Regions from separate parts of the Homo sapiens genome. Here region 1 is linked to region 2. A link is a loop called in an ENCODE intact Hi-C map of the cell type or tissue named here. Cell type or tissue: natural killer cell. All regions are shown on one strand. Each heading gives the region's core, and the rest is flanking DNA. Links, peaks and the distances in the headings are about the cores only. Region 1 has its middle 180 kb from the start of UST. Region 2 overlaps UST (uronyl 2-sulfotransferase).

Evidence for each region. A loop is a pair of places that touch in the nucleus more often than their neighbours do. Peaks named below come from ENCODE experiments on the same cell type or tissue, not always from the same donor. Only the 100,000 strongest peaks of a DNase experiment are listed, where the experiment ranks them.
Region 1: a loop joins it to region 2, with 8 times the contacts of the local background. A loop is called at or near these places in 2 of 110 quality-filtered maps.

Annotation. Positions count from the first base shown.
Region 1 is chr6:148,560,546-148,576,297 of GRCh38, forward strand. It overlaps the pseudogene SNRPEP6. Among named protein-coding and RNA genes, the nearest start is that of UST, 180 kb to the right of the region's middle. In natural killer cell, for the core only: no CTCF peak of the experiment used is centred there; DNase peaks (open chromatin) are centred at 5,996 and 6,326; H3K27ac peaks cover 343 bases; H3K27me3 peaks cover 68 bases.
Region 2 is chr6:148,752,988-148,768,739 of GRCh38, forward strand. The region is part of intron 1 of UST (uronyl 2-sulfotransferase); the gene reads left to right. LOC107986659 (a long non-coding RNA gene) reads right to left here. Exons shown (of 2, transcript XR_001744408.2): 1 at 7,845-15,752; 2 at 4,917-6,992. Among named protein-coding and RNA genes, the nearest start is that of UST, 14 kb to the left of the region's middle. RefSeq lists enhancers at 7,731-8,481, 8,735-8,874. In natural killer cell, for the core only: no CTCF peak of the experiment used is centred there; DNase peaks (open chromatin) are centred at 8,084 and 8,664; H3K4me3 peaks cover 1,188 bases; H3K27ac peaks cover 2,500 bases.

The DNA.
Region 1 (15,752 bases), core at 4,940-7,439, 190 kb before region 2:
CTTTATAGCTGAAGGAACTGCAGCCACGAAGGTCGCAGGGAGAAGAGATGAGATTTGACCTTGTGTTATTTTATTCTGATGCCCTTTGGCTTAACAACTACTGAATAACTCCCTGGTTCTCAGCAGAACCCGTGAGAGATGTATAATTCGAGATTTTTTGCACGGAATTGGCTTAATTGCGAGGTGTGACGAGGCAAGTCTGAAATCCATAGGGCAGGCTGATCATCAGGAAGGACAGGCTGGAACTCACAGACACCAGCTGATGCTGCTGTCCACCATGACATTTCTTCTTCATCAAGGACGCCTCAGCTTTGCTTCTAAGGCCTTCTGATGCATTGAATCAGGCCCATCTGGATTGTCTAGGACAGGGGTCCCCAGCCCCTGGGCCACAGACTGGTACCAGTCCATGGCCTGTTAGGATCTGATTGCCTGTGAGATCAGTGGCATTGGATTCTCACAGGATCGCAAACCCTACTGTGAACTACACATGCAAGGGATCTAGGCTTCAGGCTCCTTATGAGAATCTAATGCCTGATGATCTGTCCTTGCCTCCCATCACCCCCAGAAGGGACCATCTAGTTGCAGGAAGACAAGCTCAGGGCTCCCACTGATTCTACATTATGGTGAGTATGTAATAATAATAGAAAGAAAGATGCACAATAAATGAAACATGCTTGAATCATCCTGAAACCATCCCCTCGCACCCCACCCCATCTACGGAAAAATTTTCTTGCATGGAACTGGTGACCAGTGCCAAAACGGTTGGGGACTGCTGGTCTAGGATACTCTCCCTTACTTAAAGTCAACTGATTTGGGGTTTTAATTTCATCTACAAAATACCTTCATAGAAACACCTAAGTTTGTGTTTCATTGAATAACTGGGGAGAGTAGAACACCATTATACCTGGGAAGCTTTGCAAAGGAGGCTGCCCGGGGCCTACTGCAGACCAATTGAATCTGAACTTCAGGGAATGAAGTCTGGACATTCATGAGTTTTTGCAAGTTCCACAAGTTATTCTGATGCATAGTAAGGGTTAAAAACTATGAGTATCTTCAGTGAAGGAGTTCCTGGGGCCTTGAAATTTACATTGAGCCACCAGCACTTGGTCCACTGTGCTGGGATCACAGGAGAAAAGACAGCGCCCAGCCTGGAGGTGGTGTGCTCTGGAGTTGTGCTTGCTCTGTGACCCCAGGCAGGTCCTTTCACTGCTCAGCCTCATTGTCATTATTTGTGCACATAGCAGGTGCCGGGAAAAGACCTGCCTGCCCCACTGACCTTTCTGCGAAAGCCACCCCTCTGCTGTCTGATGGCAGAATCTCTGCTTTGTTTGGCCTCATTATTTCCAGTCCCAGGACATGAATCGTAATTGGCTCAAACCAGTGGCAGCTGTGTCGGCCCCTCCCTCCCAAGCCCCCTTTGCCAGCTTCCCTTGCAGCCATTAGTGGCCACAGGACCCAACTGTATCCAATAAGGCACAGGCGGAGGGTGATATTTTCCTCACTCATAGAAGATTCTCCTGCCACCTCCCAGGCAACAGTAAAGATGAGGGTAGGGCAGCAGCCACATGGACCACATCAATGACTCAAGCCCACCCAACAGGGAGGAAAATCAGAAACTAGTCACAGCTTGTGTCCTCAATGCCACTTTGGAGCCAGGGCATTGTTTTCCTCCTTCAATTATAAAGTATTTGCAAGAATGCCTGCCCTGATTGGCAGTAGTCAAGGCAGGGAAAGGGAGAGAAAGATTCTGTAGCTGTTTCATTTCAGAGCTTTGGAATGTGTGGAGCTAACAGGGGTTTTGGAGAGGGAAGATTCAGAACTCAATGATCTAGCTGAACGTGGATTCCCCTGGCTCTAGTGCCTCCACATAGAGAAAAACCTCTTATTTACCACAGGCTCCTTCAGTAAATAACGATTCATCCTGAATATCTCAATGTCCCCTCAATGTCTCCTGAATATCGCATGGTGACTCCTATTTCATCCGTGCTTGAATTTTCTTCCTATCCTAGAGTCCTCCCCACATTCTTCTTTCTCTGTCTGTCTGAATTTTATCATCTGAAGTCAAGCCTCCTTCAGCAAGACTCAAGTAACTCCAGTCAACACCACCCCTTCCTGACAGCCCAGAATGCCCTTAGTTAAGGCATCGGATCTCAGAATCACAGAAGATCCCGGAGGAAGGGGACCCATCTAGCAGTTTAAACCTGCAAAGCATATCATTTCTTCCTTTGCCTTTTCCTAAACCATCAAGTCCTAACAAATCAATGTAAAACCACATTTGAAAGTGACACAGATTGGCTGAAATTCTGTTGGAGGACATGTTGCTATCTCTCATACATGCTCCTGTTTAATTAAATATGTCATTAGTCTAAAGGTCCTGTAATAGAGGTAAGAGAATGCTGAGAACTTCCAGTTTGTCCCATCTCTGAAAGCAAGTAACCTCTTTGATCTGCTTGACCAACAATGTCCCCGGGTAATTAGTGACTACTTGCCTTAAAATGGAGTCACTAGGAAGGGTCCCTGAAACTTCATGGGGGTGACTGGGTATCCACCTAGGTGGGGAACTGGCAGGTCTTTTTCATTTGGCAGCTGCTTCAAGTCCTGCTTAGCCAGGCTGGTTAGAGTTTACACTCTAAGCTCAGAAAGGGCTCAAGCTCCCCCCACCGTAGGAACTCTGGTCAGAACTCAGCGAAGCCATGCAGGGGAAGTTAGGGACTTTGCACTGGTCCTGGCCTCTCCCCTCCCTTCCATCGTAGCCTGGATGCCATCTGTCTCATGCAGCTGCCTGGGAGGGCAGACCTGGGAACGTCTCCCTCAGGAAGACAAGGCCTCTCTCTCTGAAGACCATGTAGGCACTGGGGCAGGCGCAGGACAGCTGAGGCAGGCTGGAGGCTGACCTCTCTCTCTTCTTGACAGGTGGAGGGATAGGGTTTGGGGTTTCCACACCGAGGTCATTAGGGCACATCAGAAGATGGGACCTCACTGTCCCTTTGTCCTCTGGAATAGCTCTTCTGAGATTCATTTCACCCACTTCCCCATTGGCTAATTCCAGTCCTCTTCTAGCTCCAATAAGCCTCCTCTTGGCTTCTATCCCATGTGCCAAGGTGAAAATCTATTTCAAGAGATTGTTTTAGAAGCAGTGGGTATTGGTGGGAGTGTAAATTAGTTCAACTATTGTGGAAGACAGTGTGGCAATTCCTCAAAGATCTAGAGGCAGAAACACCATTTGACCAAGCAATCCCATTACTGAGCATATACCCAAAGGAATATACATCATTCTGTTATAAAGATACATGCATGCGTATGTTCATGGCAGCACTATTCACAATAGAAAAGATGTGGAATCAACCCAAATGCTCATCAATGATAGATTGAGTAAAGAAAATATGATACATATACACCATGGAATACTATGCAGCCATAAAAAGAATGAGACCACGTCCTTTACAGGGACGTGGATGGAGTTGAAAACTATTATCATCCTCAGCAAACTAATGCAGGAACAGAAAACCAAACACCACATGTTATCACTCAGAAGTGGGAGCTAAATGATGAGAACACATGGACACATGGTGGGGAGGAACACACACTGAGGCCCATCAGAGTGGGGAATGGCAGGAGGGAGAGCATCAGGAAGAATAACTAATGGATGCTGGGCTTAATACCGAGGTGATGGGCGACCTGTGCAGGAAACAACCATGGCACACGTTTACCTATGTAACAAAACTGCACATCCTGCACATGTACCCCTGAACTTAAAAGTTGAAGAAAATAAAGAAGCAGTGGGTAATGGTAGGTTTGGAGGAAAGGTGGATAAAGAGGGAGACATTCTAAGTTGCCCCATATCTGGGACCTGAAGCTTGGACCAAAAACAAGTTATCCTTTCTTTTGGTTTGAGTTCGTCCCTGCAGAATGGTTCACTACATCTGCAAGGGCCCCAGTGGCTGCCAGAGTCCACCTAGAGACCAGAAGAAGGCTCCACATGAGATGGCTGCAGCTCTTGCAATACCCTGCAGTGATCTGCAGAGCAGATTCAGTGCCGGACACAGGGACAGTGTGTGCATTTCTTCCATCTTCCTAGGGGAGCTTTCCACAAGTTTTCCAAGGGCCCTTTCAGCTGTGGTCTAAATTCAGGGCCTTGGCACCACCCCAGGGAGGAAGCTCATTTACTTTGGCACCTAGGCACTTCCTAGTTAGTCCCAGCTCCAAACGTATGGAATTGGGCTTTGCTGAGTCCCGTGGTAGTATTTCTCTGCGCTGTCAGGACAGATGGAGACTGTGGTTGCGCCAGCCATCAGGGACCTCCCATTCTCCCTCCCTAGGGTTCCTCCCCTGCTGGCTTTGAGGTTTAAGGGAGTAGCCCACAAAAGAACGTTTGATGAGGGGTTCATGCTGGTCGGATCGTGGAGGATTGTTACAAATACTCAAACTTTCCTTGCAGATATTTTTCCCCTCCAAAATTGGAGAAAATGCATAGCGTTCCTTGCAGGAATCTTTTCAAAAGGTATGTAAAGAATGATTTTCACAAACCAAGAAATCAATTTTTTTCTTCAGGCACTGCCAGGTGAGGCCAAATATACGCCCAATGGTAGAAAAATGGATGGACTGGTTTCTATCATAACACTCTCTAAAAATGTGCAAACTGGACAATTAATTTACTCTCATATTTGGCAGAGAAAGGAGAGGTGGCATTGCTAGCACCCGTTACTTTCCCAAAGCTGCCCTCAGAAATGTGTTAACTACTTGGTTGCCATGCAGGTGGCCACTTGTGCTAGTGTCCAGGTTATCAACCCAAGCTTCCCTCTCCTATTTTTCCACCCAGAAAAACAATGGGTAGTCATGGAGAAGACATGTAAGAGGCTGTCCCTCCATCAACATTAGTGGAAAGATCTCCATGTTTCACCCAAACGCTGAGCGCTGCGATGTCTCTTGGCCTGATTTCCCCAGGGAGCAGAATGCTAAGCCACACTGGCCTTGGCCCTGCTTCTAGCACTTGCTAAACCATGCGGGCAGAGGCTGTGCTGAGTGCTGTCTCAGAGGTCTGAGCTTCTGTCACGGTTTCCTTCATTCATCGCCAGATACTAACTCACCCACTTCTAAGGGATGGCAACCAGAATTTGTCTTCAAATTTAGTTGCTTTATGGAATTTTATAGACTGTTTTATCCTTATTTTTGACTTCTTCGTGTTTTTATTGACTTTGGCAGGGAGTAGGGCTGGACAAAAAGTGTCTTGGAAGTGAGAGGCGGTGGAAACTGAGTGCTTTCACCAGGGTGATGACAAGTCATTCTGTGTCTCCTTTCTTTCTTCCTGGCTAAATATTTGTTGGTTATGTTTCTGTACAAGATAAAATTCCTAAAAAGGAAAATAACTCAAAGTTTAGACAGGGTTTCATTTTGATATTAAAGTATTTTGCATGTCATTTTTTAAAAAGTGGAGTCCTTATTTAACGGGAGGAAAGGGCTCTCCTGCCTCCCTGCTTCCACAGCCCCGGGATAGACTTCGCAGCCTATGGAGTCATCACACCACACTGTCATTAGTGCCCACGTCGATATTCTCCTCCCTGGACTGAGCTCCCAGGAAACAAGAATTGGCATGCTGCATCATTCCTACCCCACCAACCAGCGCAGCGCCTCCTCCATGCCAGGGCTCCACAGGTATTTGTTGGATGAAGAGTACACAACCAGAAAGTTAACGCCAGCACCTTTTTTTTTCTTTTTTCAGGAGCCTACCCTAAGGGAGAGTGGAAATGAGCAAAAAAGGAATGTGCAGCCCGGGGACTTTAGGTCTGCTCCAGCCTGTGCCTGCCAGCCTTGGCCACTCTGCCCTAACTTCTAGTTCTGTCTTCTGGGACGTTGCTTTACAAGCTGTGCAACACAGTGAAGGAAGTAAGTCATGTCTTTATCCTCACCAGTGGTCAGTGGGTCAGTTATCCTGCCTAGCACCACCCATGCAAATACACAAGCATTTCCTCTTTGACTGACTCACTTGGCGAAGGCGTGGGCAGAACCACACAACTCTTCCACCAAGAATGATGAAGTACATGATTGTGTTTTCATGTGAGCAAGCATTGTGAAGCCAGGAACTTTCCTCTTCCTCACATTTCAGACCACATGCATTTGTGTTTTGTTTGCTTCCTCATGCAGGAGGCAGCAATTATGGCAGGGGAGAGACAAGAGGAGTAGCAGAGGCCTTTCAGTGGGTCATCCAGAGAGGCATCTAAAGGTGCCTCTGCTCCAGAACAGTATTTGATGCATATAAAGGACATAGAAATGGCTGACACTTGGGTTTAGGTAGTTTCCCTGGTGCGAACCTCAAAAATACCGGCCTGATATGTGGTGAAATCTTGGTCAACCTCAATGCTAATGCTGGAACTGCCTCTTGCACAGAGATGCTTAACTCAGGGGTCCACAAACGTGAATAGAAGAATTTTATCATTTTTTTCCTTCCAACTAACTTCTGACTGCAATTTAGCATTTTCTTCAATTCTGAATGTAAGCAACAATTGCCAGTATTAGCACTGTCTGTGACATCACCCATAAAAACCACAGATATTTTTTCTTTCTTTCTTTTCTTTCTTTCTTTCTCTTTCTTTTCTTTTCTTTCTTTCCTTCTTTCTTCCTTTCCTTCTTTCTCTCTCTCTCTTTCTTTAATTCTTCTTTCTTTCCTTTCTTTTTCTTTCTTTCTTTCAATTCAAACAATCCTACAGCATTTATTGTCATCTTGTAATGACATAAGGGTAATCCAAACAATGTGAATAAATGTTCATATTGGACAAAGGACATCTAAAAAACAAAGTGTATCCTTCTCAACAATTTCTCACTTAATTGATCATTTCTAGTTGGAGACACTTTGTAGCAGAGTAATAGTACCTCCTTTTAGCATGATCTGACCCAGCTGTCTTCTTGACTTTGTTTTAGAATGAATCTCTTCTGCATCATCTAATACAAGGTTCTTACACTCATCAAAACCAATGATAAAGCTTCCTGTCCAGATTCACTTGCTCATAGACCCACACCTGAATCCAGGGTCTATTTTGTAAGTATCTGAAGATGAGGTTGATGGGCTGCACCATAACCTTCTGCACTTTCTGGCCCTGGCTGTGGTACACCATGGTGGAATCCCACAGAAAGCACACTGACCCACACGCTACCTCAGCCAGCAACTTCTGGAATAAAAAACCGAAAATGGGCTGGGCATGGTGGCTCACACCTGTAATCTCAGCACTATGGGAGGCCGAGGCAGGCAGATGGCTTGAGGCCAGGAGTTCGAGACCAGCCTGGCCAACATGGCGAAACCCCCTCTCTACTAAAATACAAAAAAATAGCTGGTTGTGATGGTTCACGCCTGTAATCCCAGCTACCCAGCTACTTGAGAGTCTGAGGTGGGAGGATAGTTTGAACCCAGGAGGCAGAGTCTGCAGTGAGCTGAGATCATGCCATGGCACTCCAACCTGAGCAACAGAGTAAGACTCTGTCTCAAAAATAAATAAACCGGAAGCGGAAGTGTTCAAAACACAGATATTTTCATGTCACTTCAGAGTGGCTACAAATAGCCCATGATGTTATTTGTACTCATCACTACTTAGAAATGATGTAGCTATTGAACCCACTGCTAGATCTTGGTTTTTAGTGCGGTAATATAGAAGCACTTGTGTATTACAGTTCTCCAGAGGTGGTAAAAAAAATGTATGTGTACATATATAACTATGTACGTGTACATATATGCATATATATACCCACAAATTTTATATTATATATAAAATTTTGTTATATATAATTATATTACCTATAATATACTTATATTTTATATTTTATATGCATATGTGCATATATAATAATATATACAATGTAAATACATTATATATTAATTATATAATTATTTTATATATTATATAATTATATAATAATTATATTATATTATATATATAATAATTATATTATATTATATATAATAATTATATTATATTATATATAATAATTATATTATATTATATATAATAATATTATATATATTATATAATAATTAATATAACATTTATATATTATATAATATATAACATTTATATATTATATAATATATATTACTATAATATAAATGTGTATCTATATCTATATCTATATCTATATCTATCTATAGATATAGATATCTGCCCTATCCTGCTTATGCAAAGCAACATCCCAGAAGGCAGAACTAGAAGTTAGGGCAGAGCGGCCAAGGCTGGCAGGCACAGGCTGGAACACAGACCTAAAGTCCCCAGGCTGCACATTCCATTTTTGCTCAATTCCACTCTCCCTTGGGGTAGCCTCCTGAAAAAGGAAAAAAGATATAGGTGCTGGCGTACTTTCTTGTTGTGTACTCTTCATCCAACAAATACTTGTGGAGCCCTGGCACGGAGGAGGCGCTGCGCTGGTTGGTGGGGTAGGAATGATGCAGCATGTCAATTCTTGCTCCCTGGGAGCTCAGTCCAGGGAGGAGAACATCGACATGGGCACTAATGACAGTGTGGTGTGATGACTCCACAGGCGGCGAAGTCTATCCCGGGGTTATGGAAGCAGGGAGGCAGGAGGGCCCATTCCTCCTGTTAAATAAGGACTCCACTTAAAAAAAAACCACGCAAAATGCATTAATGTTAAAATGAAACCCTGTCTAAACTTTGAGTTATTTTCCTTTTTAGGAATTTTATCCTGTATACATATATATGTGCGTGTGTATTTGTGTTTGTGTGTGTCTGTGTCTGTGTATAAATAAAATAAGGTATTGTCTATCACAATCATGGAGGTCAAGAAGTCCTACAACCTGCCATCTTCAAGCTAGAGACTTGGGGAGCCTGGTGGTACAGTTCTGAGAACCAGGGGACCAATGGTGTAAGTTTCCACTGAAGGGTGAAGACAGATGTCTGTGCTCAACAGTTAGGCACAGCGAGCAAATTCCCCTTTCCTCCAGCTTTTTGTTGTATTCGGTCCCTCAATAGATTGGCTGATGCCCATCTACAATGCTTTACTGAGGCTGCCATTCAATTCTAACCTCATCTGGAAACACCCTCACAGACATACCCAGAAATCATGTTTAGCCAGCTCTCTGGGCTCCGCATGATGCCATAAAGTTCACACATAGAATTAATCATCAAACTATATCACAAATTTGGTTTTGCTTTTTGTTTGTTTTGTTTTGTTTTTTTGAGACAGGGTCTCACTCTGCCACCCAGGCTGGAGTGCAGTGGCGTAATCACAGCTCACTGCAGCCTCAAACTTCTGGGCTGAAGTGATCCTACCGTCTCAGCCTCCCAAGCAGCTAGGACTACAGGTGTGCACACCATGCCTGGCTAATTTTTTAAAAAATTTTGTAGAGACGAGGTCTTGCGATGTTGTCGAGGACGGTCTTGAACTCCTGGCCTCAAGTGATCCTCCTGCTGTGGCTTCCCAAAGTGCTGAGATAACAGGCGTGAGCCACAGCAACTGGCCACAAATTTGTTTTTTTTTTTAATAATTTACATTACTTTGTTTTGATTTCATTGGTTTCTTTGTAATTCTATGTATTTTAGACTATGCATATTAAAAACATTATTTTGAGAAAAGATACACAGGCTTCACCAGACAGTCAAAGAAGCTCATGGCACCAAAAAAATCTTAAGAACCCCCGTGGAGAACAGGTTTGCCATGTGGCCCCCCAGCCCTTGTTTGGCCACTTCCTTGGTGGAAACAAATCCTTCTCAAAATCATACATTCTGTTTTATATTCTTTAAATACATTGAAGGGAAGAAGGGGTGAGCTGGCTATCAATTTATTGCCCCTCTGCTCTAAATGGACTCTTTGTCGCTTACCCACCCTGAAGCCGAGCACTGTGAGTTTCTCCTTTGTGTGTGCATACAGGGCACTGGCGGGACCAATGCAGGAGGAAGGGGCTTCTCTTCCTAGCACCCAGCACGCTTCCTTTCCTTTCTCATTGCTCCTCCTGCACGGCTACCAGTGACATAGGAGGTGGGCATCCACTGGTACTCCCCGAACCAAGCTTCGGTGGCACCCTACAGTTCTTAGTGAGTTCCATGTTGCCCTTTCCTGCCTATCAGCCACAGCCCACGGGCACCAGCAGGAGGCTTTTGGAAGCTTCCTCTGCCAGCCTGAGAGAGGCAGTGGCTGTTTCCTGCCAGCTCAGCCCTGTGACTTGGACCAATTCTGACCTGGGTCAGTTCAGGAAACTAATCTATCATCCATCGGGTAGCAGCCACACCTTCCCAGTGAGGCCTGACTAGCAGTTTTGGGGAAGGAGGCTTCTGCAGTTGTTTTGTAGGGCTGGTGTAACAAAGTACCACGCACTGGCTGACTTAAACAACAAAAATGCATTGTCTTCCCATTCTGGAGGCTGCATAACTAAGTAGGAGGTATGGGCAGCGTTAGTTCCTTCAGAGGGCTGGGAGAGAGACTCTGCTCCTGCTTCTGGGGCTTTGCTGGCAATCTTTGGCATTCCTTGGCTTGTGGAAACATCCCGATCACTGCCTTCATCTGCACATGGTGTTCTCCCTGTGTGCATGTCTGTGTCCACATTTCCTTCTTCCATAAGGGACACGAGTCACATTGGATCAGGGGCACACCCTGTTCCCACATGACCTTATCCTAACTTAATTAATTATATCCGTGATGGCTTCACTTCCAAATAAGGTCACCTTCTCAGTAGGACTTCAGTGCATGTATTCTGGGGGACACAAATCGGCCCCCCTTTGAAGTGTGTTTCTTCCTTCAGGACTCTCAGCCTTAGGCTATTCTTTAGCGGTGTTTTTGACCCCTTCACCGTTGACACCCTGGTCAGTAGGTGTTGTGTTTTACTCTAATTTGGTCTTGTGGTCTCTCTCAGGAGAGTGGCCACAAACTTTAGCCCTGCCCTTGAAGCGCTCCAGGGAACTTCATCATGGATGTTTACAGTGAGCCTTTCGTGGAGTACCTCTTTATTCTGGCAGACAACCTAATGCTTAAATGTGTGACCCACGGCCAGGGGTCCCTCTCACAGAACACCTGTTGATACTGGTAGGTCCCCTTGTGGCTTCTGTCTGACCTGTGTGCAGTTTATTCCCACCAAGATGGCCGCTCTCTAGGAGAGCCCTGAGCAGGAGAGAAGTCAGGGGAGACACAGAAGAGCAGTTGCACAGAGCCCATGAAGAAACAGAAGCAGTTCATCACATACAGATCGCAGACAGAACAGGGCAGTGGCACGCTGCCCTGCAGGGCACACTGAAGGGCACACTGCAAGGCCAACAGGAAGAAAGGGGCTCCGTCCATGACATGCAAGCTCAACTAGTGGGTGGGGCATGAGAGAGAGAGATTGGGATGTGTGGGATGAAGGCTTTATGAGGGTCCAGGGTGGTACCTACACATGTTCTATATGTTCAGGGCCATAGCGATGGCTGAGGCCCCCTCTCTAAGAGCTGAAAGTGTGATAGTGGACACTGAGAGGGGAGAAACCTGTGTTAGTTAAGTGCTGTGGGACTGCTTTACCAAGAACGTGACTCTTTTTTTTTTTGAGACAGTCTCACTCTGTTGCCCAAGCTGTAGTGCAGTGGCACAATCTCGACTCACTGCAGCCTCTGCCTTGAAGGCTCAAGAAATCCTCCCACATCAGCCTCCCCAGTAACTGGGACTACAGGCTCACAGCACCACACTCAGCTAATTTTTTAATTTTTGGGGGGCCAGATGCGATGTCTCACACCTGTAACCCCAGCACTTTGGGAGGCTGAGGTGGGTAGATTGCTTGAGTCTAGGAGTTTGAGAGCAGCCTGGGCAACATGGTGAGACCTTGTCTCTACTAAAAATTAAAAAAATTAGCTGAATGTGGTGAAATGCGCCTGTGATCCCAGCTACTTCAGAGGCTGAGATAGGAGGATTACTTGAGCCCAGAGGGGTTGAAGCCACAGTGAACCATGATTGCACCACTGCGCTCGAGACTGGGCGACAGAGCAAGACCCTGTCTCAAAAAAAAAAAAGTTCATAAAGACAAGGTCTCATTATATTGCCCAGGGTGGTCTCAAACTCCTGGATTCAAGCTCATGAGCCACCGTGCCTAGTGTGAAGGTAACTCTTAAATCTGACTCTTGAACTCTGAGTCTTGGAGGAGAACAAACCAGAAAGAGAATGAGGGAAGAACATTCTATACAGATGAAAGAAATGGAACAAAGACATGAAATAAACTGGGCATGGTTTATTAGGAAAACCCCATTAGGAATGGTTAAAGGAAGCAACGGTGTTAAACCTAGAAAAAAGATCATGTTTCTCAACACGCCGGATTCCCATGTCCTTAAATTGCTTGTGGGCTGAAACCACGTGCAGTTACAGTAGACCGTTCACGCTCCCAGAATGTCAGAAAGCATGCACAGGCCATGTGTACAGACAGCGACTCCTGCATTAGGACTGCCACTTGGGCAGGAGCAGGGCTGAGACCCCCTCAGTTATAAGATGCAGCCTAACTTCTGAGATTTTCAAGTGTCAAAAAACTATACGTCTTAGGGATAGTAAAGCAGAATATGCATGGAATGAAAAATTGAGTTGTAAGAAGTCCTACTCTTATGGAAACTCAAGGCAGGGTAATAATAAGAACATGTGCTTTGGAGTCAGTATGACCTGGGTTCACTTATAGTTAAATATAGCCCCAGTTACTAAACCGAGAGACTCTCAATTTTCTCATCTGTAAAACACAGCTAATTATTACCTCATGGAACTAAAGGAGATAAAGTGTGTAAATTCACATTTGATATTAAGACCATAGCTGTGAACAGGGAGGAGCAGTAAGGCTATAATGTGGCTCCTTCTAGGCCATCTTAGACAGAGCAATCCCTAGTCCAAGAATTTCCTATGCAAACACTGAAAAGTGGCTGGGTGTGGTGGCTCACAATTGTAATCCCAGCAATTTGGAAGGCTGAGGCAGGAGGATGACTTGAGCTCAGGAGTTCGAGACCAGCCTGGACAACATGGTGTGACCTCATCACAGTAATGCAGTCCTCATCTCTACTAAAAAGAAAAAAAATTAAATAGCTGGGTATGGTGGTGTGTGCCTGTAGTCCCAGCTACTTGAGAAGCTGTGGCAGGAGGGTCGCTTGAGTTTGGGAATTTGAGGCTGCAGTGAGCTATGATTGCACCACTGCATTTTAGCATCAGCAACAGAGCGAGACCCTGTCTAATAAAAAAACCCTGAAAAAATGATAGCTTATAATCTCAGTGCTCCCCAAACTTTTTTGACCTTACATGCATTACACAAAGCTTTGAATACATACCACAGATATAGATGCATTTATTTACTGACAAATTTTGTTCAAGTGTATTACTATACTAATACCTATTATGAAACAAACAAGATTTAAAAGTATGAGATGAAGACAAAATAAACAATAATGAAAATAAATTGTTTTACTTTATTAACGGTACCAAAAGCCCTTGATGTATTACCAAATAAAAATGCCATTTTTTCTTGACAGGGCTCTAATTATATATGGATGCATTGTTTCTGAAAATCTTGATTTACATTTTGTGATTCTGTGATCAAGGGTTTATTTGTGTGCTTGGTTTTAATGGCATTAGGGGCGGAAGTTGATCCTTCACAAAGATGCAAATAGAAGCGCACCATTGGCTGGGCTTCCTACATTATGATCACAAGCACTTAGCAGGGCCGAATGGTGCCTGAGGGCAATACAGTGATATCCTATGTCCCTAGACTCGCCAAGAAATGAATAAATACACATAAAATTAGGGTGCATTCATGTGTTCAATGTTCATCCAATCTAATGGTATTAACTCAGTGCGAAGTGGAAATTAAAACTTCTCTGGTGGATGTCTTTGCATCTCCCAAATAGATTGACAAATGCGGACATATGAACCTTTGTACTCCCTTAGCCATTGAATATTCTGCTTCACTTCCACAGAGTAAGCAAGTTGTTGGAAGAAGCAGGCAGGTACTGCAGTGCCCCTCATGGCCTCACCTCTGCAGTTATGCATCATCACCTTCCCCGTATTGAATGCACCACCCAGGGCAGCCCTGGCTCAGTATGGGAGGGGTCTGAGCAAGGCACAGACATCCAGGATTGAGGATCTTTGGGGGCCATGGGAGGCTGACTACCACAGGAAGCTCCTGATGAAGGTGCCAGAAAAATGGGAGAATAGGCTGAGGGCAAAGAAAATGTAAGAAACTGCCATTGTGATTCAAATAAAAAATATTTCCTGGAGGACATTTGAATGAATTTGGTCAATAGCTGGCTTTCCTTAGTGATAATTTCAAATCACCCTTATTCCTTTATCCTACAGATATGCTTCAAAAACGAGATACTAGAACAACAAGCAGGCTTCTGCCTGAATTATCACTTTGAGTTTGATGCAAATGTGTTTGCTTAATGCATGCATAGGTATAACATTCTTAAATAGAAAACAAACTGCATAAAATTTTAAGGTAAAGCAAAAGAACTCAAGGAAATGACTCCCTTGCTCCACCCTGGCCAAAGCTCCATTTTTCCTTCAGAGACCTCAGTGGCCCATGCTCCCTCCCTTCTGACTCAGGGACATTTTGCAAAATGCTGAGAAGCAGAGCATGGAGATTGGCCCTTTAAAGACACACCTTGCAATCCAGAGTGGGGTATGAAAGGCAGTTCACTAGAATGAAGGGTAAAAATAGAGAACGTCTGTGCATATTTAATCTTTATATTAAAAATAAACAAATTGTGACTAATGTTATATGTAGGGGCCACCACTGACACTATCATTAGGTCAGTTGCCTCATGTCACTGCCAACCCCAAGGAAAGAGTTCCACAACATCGCAGGGCAGGGGGTGACAGTGTCCCTCATTCATTTGTTCTCTGGTGAGTTTCCAAGGCATTGTTGTTTCTATGTGACCACGGAAGTGGTTTTCAAGATCATATTGCCGAATTTCACTGAAAGGATCCTCATGGAATAGACAAGTCAACACTCATCATGCAAGCCCAATGAACAACCAACCAGAAAGTGACACCATGGACAAGTGGTCCCAGAGTGATTTGTCAACTCTATAATGATATGGTAGAAAAAAAACCGTTTATATTTTATAAGAAGTTGGTCCAAAGAATTCAAAATTATCAAGAAAAGACTCAAAATAGGCACTCAGATCCATTTTCTGAAACAAAGAACCTTAACCTAGGTGTATAGGGTGCCTTGAGAAATTGGCAATTGGCTGTGTAAAGCTTCCTGGAAAAGCAAGACATTTTCAAATTGAGTATCTAGAATATGAAAATAGACCTTTATAATCGGTATAATGAACGAGATGACATTTATTTCTAGATTTCTAAATAGTATACTTACAGAACTATTTTTGTTAACTGGAACATTATCTATTGATTTTCTGTTATGCTAGATGGAAATTTAGTACTTCTCTATTCCCTACCCTTCTTCCTTTCTTTCCAATCCCATGGTAGTTATATCCCACTTTTAGCCAAAGCAATAAAGGTACAGGTAATTGACGTTAGTAGGTTCCTGTAAATAACATTGATTGCAAAACCTAAGTAATACACTATTATCATGTTTTCATTCTTGCAAAATGTTTTGTTTTCCTGAAATTATCATGGTTTTCCTTTCTATATACTGAGACTTAATTTTTTTTCTGCTTTGGATTATTTAGCTATCAATGGATTTTTGTAAATGCTGAAGAATATCAGATGGTCTATCATTTTATTATTGTTTATATTTCTCTAAAGACCCCCCTGTAGTGCCCATTCTCCACATACAGTCTAAACCATTTGCTTTCTGGGCTGCT
Region 2 (15,752 bases), core at 7,209-9,708:
ATAAATCCCTTTTTATCAGAAATAGGGACAGAAACACTAACATTTCACAAAAATTCTTATTTGCAAAAGTCAATGTAGCAACTGTTTTGCAAGAGAATTCCAAATAAAGTACATTTCAGCATTTGCTATTAGTTTTTAAACAGCTTTGTTGAGATATAATTCATATACCATATAATTCACCCATTTAAAGTTTTTAATAGTTTAATAGCTTTTAATATATTATAGATATGTGTAACCATTGCCACAATTTTAGATTTTCATCACCACAAGGAGAAACGCCATACCCTTTATCCAACACTTTTGCCCCATCAACCCCAGTCCTAAGCAACCGCTAATTTACTTTCTGTCTGTATAGATTTGCCTATTCTTGGCATTTTATAGAAATAGAATAATATAATATGTGGTCTTTTGTGATTGGCTTCTTTTACTTGACATAATGTTTTCAAGGTTCATTCATGTTATAGCATGTGTCAGTACTTCATTCTTTTTTATGGCTGAATAATATTTCCTAAGAATTTTTTTTATTGCGGAATAAAATGTTCCATAAGACTGTATGGATATTCCACATTTTGTTTATCCATTCACCCATTAATGGACATTTGGGTTGTTTTCACCTTTTGTCTACTGTAAGTAGTGCTGCTATGAACATTTGTGTTGCAAGCTTTTGTTTCAACACCTGTTTTCTGTTCTTATGGGTATATACCTAGGAGTGGGATTGCTGAATCATATGGTAACTCTAAGTTTAAGTTATTGAGGAACTGCCAAGCTGTTTCTACAGTGGCTGCACCATTTTACATCCCCCGCCAAGAAAGTATGAGAATTCCAATTTCTTCACATCCTCACTGCCATTTCTTATTTTCCATTTTTTTATTATAGCCATCTTAATGGGTATGAAGTGGTATATTCATTGGCGTTGTGTTTTGCATTAATGATGTCGAGTATCTTTTCATGTGCTTGTTGACTGTTTGTATATCTTCTTTGGAAAAATGTCTATTCACATTTTGCTGATTTTTTTTTTTTTTTTGAGATTGGAGGCTCGCTCTGTTGCCCAGGCTGGAGTGCAGTGGCGCGATCTCAGCTCACTGCAAGCTCTGCCTCCCAGGTACACGCCATTCTCCTGCCTCAGCCTCCCAAGTAGCTGGGACTACAGGCGGCCGCCACCATGCCTGGCTAATTTTTTTGTATTTTTTAGTAGAGATGGGGTTTCACTGTGTTAGCCAGGATGGTCTCGATCTCCTGACCTCGTGATTCGCCCGCCTCGGCCTCCCAAAGTGCTGGGATTACAGGCATGAGCCACCGCGCCCGGCCACTGATTTTCTTTAAAAAATTTATTTCCATAGGTTTTAGGGGAACAGGTGGTATTTGGTTACGTGAGTAAGTTCTTTAGTGGTGATTTGTGAGATTTTTGTGCACTCGTCACCCAAGGAGTATACACAGAACTCAATTTCTGGTCTTTTGTCCCTCACCCCCTTCCCACCCTTTCTCCCTGAGTCCCCAAAGTCCATTGTGTCATTCTTATGCCTTTACATCCTCATAGCTTAGCTCCCACTTATGAGTGAGAACATATGATGTTGAGTTTTCCATTCCTGAGTTACCTCAGTTGCCTATTTTTGAATTGGGTTGTTTGTATTTGTGTTGTTGAGTTGTAAACATTATTTATATATTCTTAACAGTAGACCCTTTTCAGATATATGATCTTGCTATTAATTTGGGGGTTGGGAAATATGATACTGACTTAAATACAATACTGTTATGTATTGTTCACTATATTATAGGTGTTCACCTTATCAAGGAGCAAGAAATTAGTTTTATATGTAAATGAGTTTTAAAGTGTTAAGTACGGTACCTGGGTATATAGTAAAACCTAAATAAACTCTAAAGATGGATTGAAAACAAGGATCTGTTCTAAAGAATCCTGGGGGTCTTGTTTTACAGTTATGGATTACTTTGAATATTAAACACTTTACATTTATCTCTAAGGTATGATAATTCATGGATAGTTAACACTTAACCTATTTTAGAGATGTCACAAAGATTGCTGTGACTTGTATGTGGAATATGAATTTAGCTAATTTTTGAACAGCAGATTATAGTACAATGGTTATATTTTGTCTTTATATTTGCTCACTAGAATGGAGCCGATGAGCTCAGCAGGAGAAAACATTTGGGTTTATTATGTTCCTTATACAATATATGAAGCAACCAAGGAAATCTTAAGCATTCTCATGAAATTGGAATTCATATGCAATTTATTTTGTATTCATGTTGTGGTATAATATGAAGGACAAATATATAGGAACAGTATTTGCTACGTATGTTTCTCTTGAGTAAAATAACTTATGAGTTTTAAGAAGAAATATTGTTTTTACAAAAATGACAGAAAATTTTAGTAGGTTTCAAAAATATATATAATCAAAATAAGAAGCTCTAAAATAACTGCAGTCAATTAGATGCTGCTTGGCCTCAGTTTGAATAATTGGCAACACTCTCTGAAATGGTCTGCCTCTATGTCTCTACCCAAATCTCATCTTGAATTGTAGTTCCCATAATCCCCACATGTTGTGGGAGGAACCCTGTGGGAGGTAATTGAATCATGGGGGCGGTTAACCCCCATGCTGTTCTTGTGATAGTGAGTTCTCATGAGATCTGATGGTTTCTTTTTTTTTTCTTTTTTTTTTTAATACACATTCCCCAAAACTGGATTACTGGGGTCCAGTATTCCAATTATGAGCATTTTTAATTTATTAAATTTTGTTAAATATTTTAGATCAAAATGTTGAAGTAATTTACACATAATTCACATTTCCTGCCACCTCCACAGAGCTAGATGTCATCTCTATAGTTCTGGTAATCATCCAGGTGAAAAATGGTAATATTTTTTAATTATACTTTAAGTTCTAGGGTACATGTGCACAACGTGCAGGTTTGTTACATACGTATACATGTGCCATCTTGGTGTGCTGCACCCATTAACTCGTCATTTACATTAGGTATATCTCCTAATGCTATCCCTCCCCCCTCCCCCCACCCCACGACAGGCCCCGGTGTGTGATGTTCCCCTTCCTGTGTCCAAGTGTTCTCATTGTTCAATTCCCACCTATGAGTGAGAACATGCGGTGTTTGGTTTTTTGTCCTTGTGATAGTTTGCTGAGAATAATGGTTTCCAGCTTCATCCATGTCCCTACAAAGGACATGAGCTCATCCTTTTTTATGGCTGCAAAGATCTGATGGTTTCATAAGGGGCTTTTCCCCTTTGCTCAGCACTTCTCTCTCCTGCCACCATGAGAAGAAGGATGTGTTTGCATCCCCTTCTGCCATCATTGTAAGTTTCTTGAGGCATACCCAGCCATGTGGAACTGTGAGTCAATTAAACCTCTTTCCTTTAAAAATCACCCACTCTCAGGTATGTCCTTATAGCAGCATGAGAACGGACTAATACACTGTCATTCAAAATTACCAGGGAACCAGATATAGCTGCTTAGTCTTGAAGCTACGCCATACCTCTTGGTCTGTCTCAGGGTTTATATTGATTGTCTATAATTTCCCCAAAACTGCCACTGATTCATTTTTGTTGTCTCGCTGCCTGCTTAGACTTCTGCTAATGTCTTTGTACTGATTGTTTAGGAAGGTACAATTCCAATTAGGATCTCTAAACTCCTGTAAGTATTTGTTTATTTCATGATCTCTTATGAAGTTTTGACATTCTACCTTGTATTGTGATCATCTGTGAGCAAGCACCTTGAAGGGAGGAAGCTTATTCAGTGCTTCGCATCCCTGCTCTGACATCTCTTCTGGGTGCTCCACACAGGCCCTCAGGAAGTGGCTGTTGATTCAGTATATTTGCTGAGCAACTGTTCTTCACTAGGATTCCAAATCCTGCTTTGTTTGGTCTCTATTTAGAGAATATGGGGAGGGATGCCAAGAAGGACTCTAGCTCAGTTGATGCCTTTAGCCTATTTCTTTCTTGCTCTTTGAAGCTGATGCTCCAAGCAAATACATTACAACCACTTATGACATATGAGTACATATAGTTTTGTTTAGAGGTGGTTGCCCATTCTAGAGTGTAGTGGTGCCATCAGAGCTCACTGCAGCCTCAACCTCCTGGGCTCAAGCCATCCTCCCACCTCAGCTTCTTGAGAAGCTGGGACTACAGGCACAAGCCATCATACCTGGTAACACAAACATTTCCTTCTGTGCACAGAGATAACTGTCCACTTCTTACCTTTGGGCATTTGGAATTACACTTTTAGAGCTCTCTCTGTAATTAAGAATAGCTGAGATCAGTTTAGAGATTTGTGTGCATACAGTTAGAATGCAAACTTCTTGTTACTTGTCATTTTCTGAAATCCTAGACCAGTTGTTTTGGAAGTTTGCAGAATAGCTGTTATTTCTGTAGGTTAGTGTCTTCTTTAGGTAGCAATTTGTGTTAAATTAGCCAGTATGTTTCAAGCATGACTTTAAGTCATGAAGGAGATGAGACCGTGGAATGATGTGATTTTTGAAATAGGGACTGAACAGAGTTTAACCTAGAACTGCAACACGACCATACTGTAAAATTAGGTCTCAATCCACCAACCCATTTACACTTGTTTGGTGAAAGATACTATAATAACCTTAAGTCATGGCTTTGATTAGGCAATTCTTAGTTAATTCATTAATAGATGATTTAAATAACCTATTACCTTTAACTGTACTGCATTTCTGGAAACACCATTGCTGTTTTTTAGTTCAAGGAGTACAATTTTCATAATCTTGATGAAAGAAAAATGAGAATATTCTGAGACATATGAATTCCTTTGTTCAGTCATTCAACAAATATTCATGGAAGGCCTTCTTTGGGGCAGAAGCATCAGGCAGTAGGAAGGATATAGGTTTTGGAGCAGAGCTCCGGGTGTGAAGCACTGTGTTACCATTTATTAGCTGGGACAGCTTGAATAATTTTATTAACTTCTCTGAACCTCTGATGTTTTGATGTATACAATAGGATTAATAATTGCTGTTTTACAGGATACTTCTCTAACCCAAGGCCTGACATTTAAGTTCAACAATTGCCAATTTTCTCAGCTTGTTCTTTGCTTCCCTTTAACTCCCTCTTCATTTAGCACACATACACATATGAGTGTACACACACACTCATATCAGAACACAGCTGGGGGAGTATACAGATTCACTGATAACCTGACTTCCAATTGAAAGAAGCAATCAAACCTAGAAATACACAATTACTTCACTAGTATTTGGCAAGGGCTCTTCAACACCTGACAAGTTCCGGTAATTCATCCATCCCACTAATTACATATATGTACCCCTTCCTGCTTCTTCTCTTCTGCTTCCTGGAGATAGTCTTTAAATGACACATTTTTTGCACAGCCTGATTTCCTCTGTTTTGAATTTATCCACACTACTTTTTTTGTTCCTGCATTCACAAAATAAAAATAGCTGTGTGGAGGGAGTATGCTGGCGCTTACTCTCTGGGATAGCCAGCTGTTCTAGGATTGCACTAGTGATCCATAAGATACATCCTTTCAGAAATAATCACAATGCCAGGCATACACTGTGCCTGCTCCCAGAACTTCCCCCATTCATGACGAAACTACCACGTCCAGTAGTACGCCCACTTTCTTTTCTCAGTTCCCACTTCCCTCTCATTGACAGTCAGAGCAAGAGCAGTGAACCGCAGAAGCAGATCTTGTGTCTTCACTTGCTTGTTTCCCAAGCTCAGCCTCTCTGTGTTGCCTTGCTCTGTTAGCCTCCAGTAGGTGTTGCGGCAAGTGAGAGCCATACCATCTGGCATGGCCAATCACCCAGTTCCTTGAGCAGTTGAAGGCAAATGCTGATTTTACATTATTTCGTAGAAAGTTGTATTTTGTTTGGGGACCTTAAAAACCCTGACCTTGTCATCCAGCACAGAGCTTCCTGCTTTAACACAAAGGCTGTTTGACATGAATGCCTTCCCATTGGATAAACAGAACCGTCAGGCAGAGCCATGCGGCTGGATGGAGGGGGCACTAGGCCTGGGTGTGCAGGGTGACCCGACAATAAGTCAGTTGTCGGTGTTAAGTCATGTGAGCCTCCAAGGCTTCAGTGTCTTCATCTCTACAATGAAGGAGTTTCATTAGATCCATGATTCTCAGCTGTTTCCGTTCCTTAGGACCCTCATCCATAGCAGTGTTTCCATAGGGTCTTGACTGTCCCTATGGGAATACATCTCAGTGGCCAGGAGAGGGAGAAAGGGCATGGCATTGGAAGTCCTTTTAAAAAAGTCCCTGAGCTCACGCCTGTAATCCCAGCACTTTGGGAGGCCGAGGTGGGTGGATCACGAGGTCAGGAGATCGAGACCATCCTGGCTAACATGGTGAAACCCCGTCTCTACTAAAAAATACAAAAAAATTAGCCGGGCGTGGTCGCGGGCGCCTGTAGTCCCAGCTACTAGGGAGGCTGAGGCAGGAGAATGTCATGAACCCAGGAGGCGGAGCTTGCAGTGAGCCGAGATCGCACCACTGCACTCCAGCCCGGGCGACAGAGCGAGACTCCATCCCAAAATAAATAAATAAATAAAAATAAAAAAATAAAAGAATGCGGCGTACGCGGTGGTTCACGCCTGTAATCCCAGCTCCCTGGGAGGCCGAGGCGGACGGATCACAAGGTGAGGAGATCGAGACCGTCCTGGCTAACACGGTGAAACCCCGTCTGTACTAAAAATACAAAAAATTAGCCGGGCATGGTGGTGGGCGCTTGTAGCCCCAGCTACTCGGGAGGCTGAGGCAGGAGAATGGTGTGAACCCGGGAGGTGGAGCTTGCAGTGAGACAAGATCGCACCACTGTACTCCAGCCTGGGCGACAGAGCGAGACTCTGTCTCAAAAAAAAAAAAAAAAAAAAAAAAGTCCCTGAGGTAATTTTTCTGTGCACTCCCAGGGGAGAGTGTTTCTTTTCTCTTGAGAATCACTGAAGTAGATCGTTCTAAGATCTCTGCTGTTCTTCAAATCATGTGCTGAAAGAGACAAGAGGTCATATAATTGTAGCAACTGAAACAAATATAAGGCTATTTTCTTTGGACCCAAACACTTATTTTAAAAATTGCAGAAGTCAAGTGACCAAGGCAAGTAGAATACACAAAAACATTTTAGGCCATCGTTGTCATTTTCTGAGTCTTAATCATAGTTAAATTTTTTCTAAAATTAAAATCAGCAGTGCGTTTCCTCCACCTCCGCCAGAACTTGCTCTAGAAATTAGGGGAAGCAGAATGTCCCCAGGAAGTCCTAAGAGAGAAGAAGCAGAGTAAGACATGGGTTTCCAGAGTTTAGAGTCTCACTATGTGATAGGTGAAAGCTGTGTTGTTGATGAGGATTTGCACAGCCTCCTCCCGGTTGCCTGCTACTGACCATCCCATTTCACTGTGGGCAGCTCCAGTGGGTAAGAGGGTTCTTCACAGTGTGGTGAGCTACTCCTTTCTAGCCTCCATCCATTTTTTGCTGTTCTTCTGGAAGCTATATAGGCTTGTCTATTGGACTTTATAGTCTTCAAATAATTGAAGATACTAAAATGACTATTATGTCTACCCTGCTCTGCTACACACATAAATCTTGTCCAGACAAATAGGTCTGTTTACCAGTACTTTCTCATCAGAAGTCATTTGAAGACACAGAAAGTAAAAACCACAAAGAAAAAAAAAACTATATTAAAGTGAAAGCTCAACAGTAACACCCCATAACCATAGCAAAACAAAACAAAACAAAACAAAACAAAACAAAAAAAAACCACAAACATCTCCCCAGGAAATAGAACTAATATGCAGGTCTTTAAAAGTTCAGTTTATCAATGAGAAAAAGATAAACCAACTCACGAGATAAATGGGCAGAGTACAGGAGCAGTCACAGAAGAGGAGACACGGCTGGCCAGTAAGCACAAAGAGAAATGAAATGGTTTTGATTCCCTTACACATCTTAGCCCCCTTCCTCTGTCTACATGGCCCGTAAAAGCCACAGAACTGAACAGTTTTCCAGTTCCCTCAGTGAGCCTGCTTTGTGCAGTGGTATGTTACTGTCAGAAGGGATCCTCTTCGAAGCTGTGGTATTTGAGAATGACTGCTCCTCCCACCGCTTTTCTGAGGGTGTTAGCAGGAGTGCAACAGAGCCTTACTTCAAGGCCCCCAGCGGGCTGGCTGGAACCCTGCTTCAGCTCCTCCAAGCACGTGCGGCCAAGTTCTGGGAGCCACGTCGATGTGGGTTGATGGGTCCCCTGAGACGCCCTCTCTGCTCAGAACACAGCCAGTAAGCCATGGGCAGATCACAACAAACAGCACCCTGCCTTCTGCTCCGCCTCCCTCCATCTACCACACTGCCAAGTTCCTAAGAAGCTTAGGGGAGAAGGAACTGCTGTGGTGCTTAGAATGCAGTGTCTTGCCTGAAAGTATTTTCTCAGTCTTTGAGAAAACAGTGGAACTGACTCATCTGGTCAGAGCTTTACAGAAATGTGATTGCAGATCTCTTGCAATTTCATTCTGCTTTAGTGTCAGAATTCATCCGACAACGTGCCAAAAAAAAAAAAAGTGTGTAAAATCACATACAGATTTAGATACTTCAAGAGGAAGTTATTTTTACCACAGTGGGGAAGAAACCAGAAAGTGCCGATTGGTGGAGAATGCCCGGCAGGGCTGAGGAAGGAGGGTGGGCACCTGAGCAACCTGGGCCTGGCCACACTCACCCCTGCAGCCTTGCCAGCCTGGCCCGGGGATTGTGGTGTGGTCACCTCTTAGCAGGTGGAGGGAGGAGTTCCTGTGTGGAAGATCTGCTTGAAGGAGGAAATGTTGATATAACCCCCGAGTGTGGAGCCAACTTCAGCAGTGCGGGGTTAACATGGGTTACTCTTGAAAATGTGTTGCGTGCTCTCCCAACAGTCCATAGAAGCAGCTCTCTAACAGCTGCATGGGACACAAAAGTAAAAATGGAGAAACGATTCCAGAAAACCACATAAATATAAAAACCAAATGGCGCAGTGTCTTTATTTTGTTTTGGCAGATAACAGGATTGAGGCCACCTTGTTTTCTTTGCTCATGCATTTCCCAACTCAAAAGGCTGTTCTTGTTTGCTTGTAGAGCAGAGATCCAAGGCCTGAGAGACCCTGAAATGTTTGTAGTTATATTCTTCATTCGTGCTGCGAGATAAAGAGTTTTCCCAGAAACTAAAGGGAGGGAACAGGAAATATTTGTTAAGATCCATAACCTCTGGCTTTTGTCTCCTCTTTTCACCTGGGCAAAGGATATCAGTGATAATATTTTGGGTCTCATAAGATGATGAATTGTTCAAATGTATTTGGAGAATACTTTATTCAAGCATCTTTGTCTTTCTTTCCTATTCCTTGTGGCTGAAGAGAGGCATGTGCTTTTTATGCAAGGGTCTTGAAATGTATGCAGTTACCATGGTGGCACTCTGTCTCTGACCCAAACTCTGTCATAGAGTGTATGTTTAGCCATGTTTTCAGGGGTGCTTCCTAGCGTGGTCAGGAGAAACTGCTAGAGCTGAATTTGGTTGCTGGGCAGGCTTCTATCTTTTTTTTTTTTTTTTAATAGATGCAGGGAGTATAAGTGCATGCTTTTTACATGGGTATATTGCATAATGGTGAGGTTTGGGTTCCTAGTGTACCCATTACCCAAATAGTGAACACTGTACACAAAAGGTAATTTTTCAATCATCAAGCCTTTTCTCCCTCCCTGCTTTTGAGAGTCCCCATTGTCTGTTATTTCCCTCTGTATGTCCATGTGTACCCATTGTTTAGCTCTCACTTCTAAGTGAGAATGTGTGGTATTTGAGTTTTTGTTTCTGAGTTACTTCACTTAGGACAATGGTCTTCAGCTCCATTCCTGTTGCTGCAAAAGACATCTGTATATAGACCACATTTTCTTTATCCAGTCATCTGTTGATGGACAGTTAGTTTCATTCCCTGACTTTGCTGTTGTGAATAGTGCTATGATAAACATACAAGGGCAGGTGTTTATTTGATAGAATGATTCTTTTCCTTCCCGTAGATACCCAGTAGTGGGATTGCTGGGTCGAATGGTAGTTCGATTTTTAGTTCTTTGAGAAATCTCCATACTGTTTTCCACAGAGGTTGTACTAATTTACATTCCCACTAACAGTGTGTACATGTTCCCATTTCTCCCCATCCTTGCCAACATCTGTTGTTTTTTGACTTTTTAATACTAGTCATTCTGACTGGTGTGAGATGGTATCTCATTGTGGTTTTAATTTGCATTTCTCTGATAATTAGTGATACTGAGCATTTTCTCCTTTGTATTTTTGTGGGCTGCTTGTATATCTTCTTTTGAAAAATGTCTGTTCATGTCCTTTGCCCACTTTTTAATAGGGTTATTTGCTTTTTTCTTGTTGAGTTATTTGAGTTCCTTGTATAGATTCTGGATATTAGTCCTTTGTGGGATGCATTTTTGCAAATATTTTCTCCCTTTCTGCAAGTTGTTTGTTTACTCTGTTGATTCTTTCTTTGCTGTACAGAAGCTCTTTAGTTTAATTAAGTCCCTTTTGTTTATTTTTGTTTTTGTTGCATTGCTTAGCCATATATTCTTTGCCCAGGCCAATGTTCAGAAGAGTTTTTCCTAGGTTTTCTTCTAGGATTCTTATAGTTTCAGGTTTTACCTTTAAGTCTTTAATTCATCTTGAGTTAACTTTTTATATGGTAAGAAAAGGGGTCCAGTTTCATTCTTCTGCATATGGCTGTCCAATTTTTCCAGCACCACTTATTGAATAGGGTATCCTTTCCCCATCGTATATTTTTGCCAACTTTGTTTATGATCAGTTGGTTGTAGGTAAGCGGCTTTATTTCTGGGTTCTCTACTATCTTCTATTGCTCTATATGTCTGTTTTTGTACCAGTACCATGCTGTTTTGGTTACTATAGTCTTGTAGTATAATTTGAATTCAGATAATGCTATCCCTCCAGCTTTGTTCTTTTTGCTTAGGATTGCTTTGACTATTCAGGGTCTTTTTGGTTCCATATGAATTTTAGGATTGTTTTTTCTAATTCTGTGAAAATGACATCGGTAATTTGATAGGAATTGCATGTAATCTATATGTTACTTTGGATAGTATGGGCATTTTAATGATATTGATTCTTCCAATCCACATGCTTGGGATGCTTTTCCATTTGTTTGTGTCATCTACAGTTTTTTTAATCAATGTTTTATAATTCTTGTGGAGATTTTTCACCTCCTTGGTTAAATGCATTCCTAGGAGTTTTATTATTTTTTGTGGCTATTGTAAATGATATTGAGTTCTTGATTTGGCTCTCAGCTTGAACATTATTGGTGTATAGAAATGCTGATTTTTGTACATTGATTTTGTGTCCTGAAACTTTACTGAAGTAATTTATCAAATCTAGAAGTCTTTTGGAGGAGTCTTTAGGGTTTTCTAGGTATAAGATCATGTCATCAGCCAACAGAGATAATTTGACTTCCTCTTTTCTAATTTGGATGCCTTTTATTTCTTTCTCTTGCTATCAGGGGAACCCACCCCCGATAATTCAACGTGGGTTCTTTTCTATTTCCTTAAGTGTCGGCCGGTCTGAGAAATAAAGGGAAAGAGTACAAAAGAGAGAAATTTTAAAGCTGGGTGTCCGGAGGAGACATCACATGTCGGCAGGTTCCATGATGCCCCCTGAGCTGTAAAACCAGCAAGTTTTTATTAGCAGTTTTCAAAGGGGAGGGAGTGCATGAATAGGGTGTGGGTCACAGAGATCACATGCTTCAAGGGCAACAAAAGGTCACAAGGCAGAAGGTCAGGGCGAAACTAGAATCACTAATGAACTTCCATGTCCTGCTGTGCACACAATGTCAGGGTTCAAGAGCAGAGAACCGGTCTGACTAGAATTTGACAGGCTGGAATTTCCTAATCCTAGCAAGCCTGGGGGTGCTGCAGGAGACTAGGGTGTGTTTCATCCCTATCTATATCTGCATAAGGCAGACACTCCCAGGGCACCCATTTTAGAGGCCCCGCCCTAGGAATGCATTCTTTTCCCAACGCTGTTAATTATTAATATTCCTTACTGGGGAAAGAATTTAGCGGTATTTCTCTTACCCATTTTGGGTAATAAGAGAAAGGCAGCCAGACTTTAAGGTTATCTCCCTTGTTCCCTGAAAATCGCTGTTATCCTGTTCTTAAGGTGCCCAGATTTCATATTGTTCAAACACCACTTATTGTTTCAGCACCACTTATTGAATAGGGTATCCTTTCCCCATTGTATATTTTTGCCAACTTTGTTTACGATCAGTTGGTTGTAGGTATGTGGCTTTATTTCTGGGTTCTCTACTGTCTTCTATTGCTCTATATGTCTGTTTTTGTACCAGTACCATGCTGTTTTGGTTACTATCATCTTGTAGTATAATTTGAATTCAGATAATGCTATCCCTCCAGCTTTGTTCTTTTTGCTTAGGATTGCTTTGACTATTCAGGGTCTTTTTGGTTCCATATAAATTTTAGGATTGTTTTTTCTAATTCTGTGAAAAATGACATCGGTAATTTTCAAACACACATGCTCTACAAACAATTTGTGTAGTTAATACAATCGTCACAGGGTCCTGAGGTGACATACATCCTCAGCTTACGAAGATGATGGGATTAAGAGATTAAAGTAAAGACAGGCATAGGAAATCATGAGAGTATTGATTGGGGAAGTGATAAATGTCCATGAAATCTTCACAATTTATGTTCAGAGATTGTAGTAAAGACAGGCATAAGAAATTATAAAAGTATTAATTTGGGGAACTAATACATGTCCATGAAATCTTCACAATTTATGTTCTTCTGCCTTCAGCCTGTCCCTCCGTTCGGGGTCCCTGACTTCCTGCAGCATCTTGCCTAATTGCTCTGGCTAGGACTTCTACTATTATGTTGAATAGTGTAGTGGGAGTTGGCATTCTTGTCTTGTTCCAGTTCATAGGGGAAGTTCTTTTAAATTTTCTCCATTCAGTATGATGTTGGCTGTGGGTTTGTCCTATATGGCTTTTATTATTTTGAGGTATGTTCCTTTGATGCCTAGTTTGTTGAGGGCTTTTATCATGAAAAGATGTTAGATTTTATGGAATGCTTTTTCTGCAGCTGTTGAGATGATCGTATGGTTTTGGTTAGGCTTATATCTTCATACTTCATTTGTTTTATGGCATAATGCGTTTCTGTGCCAAAATATAGCCTCTCTTCCCCAGATTTTTTCCCTGTCACCTTGTCAGAATGATAGTTGACTTTGTTAATTGCAGAGTAAGTCTTGCTCACAAGGCTTATTCTTCATTGAAGTCTCACATCAATGAGCCTTAAAGGATCAGAGACACATGTTCTCCTATCACTCTCACCCACTCACCCACTTGCTCTCACCCACTCACCCACTTGCTCTCACCCACGCACCCACTTGCCCTCCTTTATATTTAGCTTGGCAGTCTTCCTCTGTTTTCTTTTCCATCTAGACAGGTTCATTCCTTCAACAAATGCTCATCAAGCACCAGTTATATGCTGAGTGCTAAGATAATCACCGTATTCATGGGGCTGTGTTGTACCTGGAGGGACAGAGAAGGACTTAAGATCCCGTATGAGGTGTGTTGAACAGGGGGAGTTAAAAGAGGTAGTAGAGGCAGTGATTGGTCATGCCTGGATATGGTTAGACTGATTATCTCTTTCCTAAAGGCCCTGTTGATGCTAGTAGATCAGGAGGTACTCAAGACTGGCTGCATGATAGAATAACCTGGAGAACTTTGGAGAATACAGATATGTGTTCATTTGGTCAAGGGTGTATGTGTTAAAAGCTCCATGGGTAATTCTAATATGCAACCAAAGTAAAGAACCACTGTAGCAGATACAGGGTCGGAGAGTTTTGTTTGTGCAGTAAATCCTCTTACAGTACTATTTAGGGATGCTTTATCTTAATCTATAATCTTTATTTGTCTATGACTTATAACACTTTAGCTTACAGCTTCTCTACTCTGGCATCTCTCAAACTTTAATGTGCATGCAAATCACTCGAGGATTTGTTAAGCTATAGATCCTGATGTAGCAGGTCTGGAACTGGGCTTGAGATTCTGCATTTCCAGCAAGCACCCAGGTGTAGCTGAGGTTGCAGTTGGAGGGCCACATTTTGAGTAGCAAGGGTCTATACCATAGCATTTCTGGGAAATAATGAATACCTGTAAACAACAAATATGTCAGGGTTCAGCTTAGCTCATTAAAGATCTGTGCTATTAAGCATTTCATAGATATCTTTTAAACTGAATTTTCATTCACCAGTTTGATTGTTCCAATTTAAGAACATTAAGTATTTCTTAAGTGAGAATCACACCCTTGTATGATTTCAAGTTTAAAATGGCTGTTTTTATTTATCTTTGGAAACTATAGTATTAAAATATAGGCTATTTGGAGTTTTGTGAACATACAGATTTTGACCTAATGTCAAGTTTGTTAATAAGCATTGAGAGCAAACCAACTGGTCTTAGAGATGAAGTTTCTTCAAATAGTTGTTGCAGATTCGGTACCGTTTTACCGTTTGACTGTTAGGCATACTATCAAAATTCATTACCAAAGTTTCCTGACATACAAATATTCTAGGTAAAGTTTTTTTTTTATAGCCAGAGAAAATAATTGGATGCACATAGAGTGAATAATTAGAATGACTCTGTGTAATTATTTAAAAACACAATTTTAAGAATTAATTAAAACTGTTAATACATGCTCATTGTAAAATACTGGGATACAGGAAAAAAGCACAAAGAAAATAAAACACACATTAATTTCTTTGTTCACAACTGCTTTGGTTACATGCTTCCTCCACTCTGTAGTATCATAGATATCGTTTCACATCTTTATATATTTTTTTACAACATTGGTTTTCATGGTGGCAGAGTGGCCTGTGAATATACTATTAATTCCTATAAGAAGGCTTTTTTGATATTTGGCCCATTTCTAGTTTTTTTTGTGGTTGTAGGTAAGGTTGTGATGAACATTATTAAATTGTTGCAGACTTCCCTATTGCCTTGGGATAAATTCCTAGACTTGGAATTGCTGGTTAAATGTATACCAATTTTTAAACTGATTTTACAAACCGGCACATTGATATGGCTTTGTATATTTCACTAGGAGTCTATTACCTGTTTTGCCTATACCCTTAAAAACACTGGATGCAATCTTTTAAAAATCCTTTACTCATTTGATTGGTGAAAATGATACTCTTATTCTTTAATTTGCATTTGTTTCAATATTAGTGAAAGTGAACCAGTTTATGCTTGTAAGACATGGGTCTTCTTTTGGGAATTGCAGTTTTAAATTTCTTTTGCAATTTTTCTCTATAGATGTGTTCCTCTTTCTCTTATCAATTCTAAGAGTTCTTTAGAGATGAAGGATATTAACCCTTTGACATACATGCAAGTAATAATTTCCTGGCTTTTTATTTGTCCTTTTGTTCTAAAAGTCAGTTTCTTTTATTTTTCCTGTGCATTAATTACATTTTCCCATTTATTATTCTTTTCTTTGCTTTTAGGCTTAGAAAAGACTTATATCCCATCAGATACAAATTCTCTATATTTTCTTCTCATTCTATTGTTATTTCACTTTTTCATTTACTTTTTAAATCCCATTGGCATTTATTTTGGTGTAAAGTAAATTAACTCAATGATACTGCATGTCTGTCTGGAAACAAAGTCGTCATTTTGAATGATATCCTTCTTTAACAGTAAATGAATTTTTAAAACATTAAAATGAATTGAT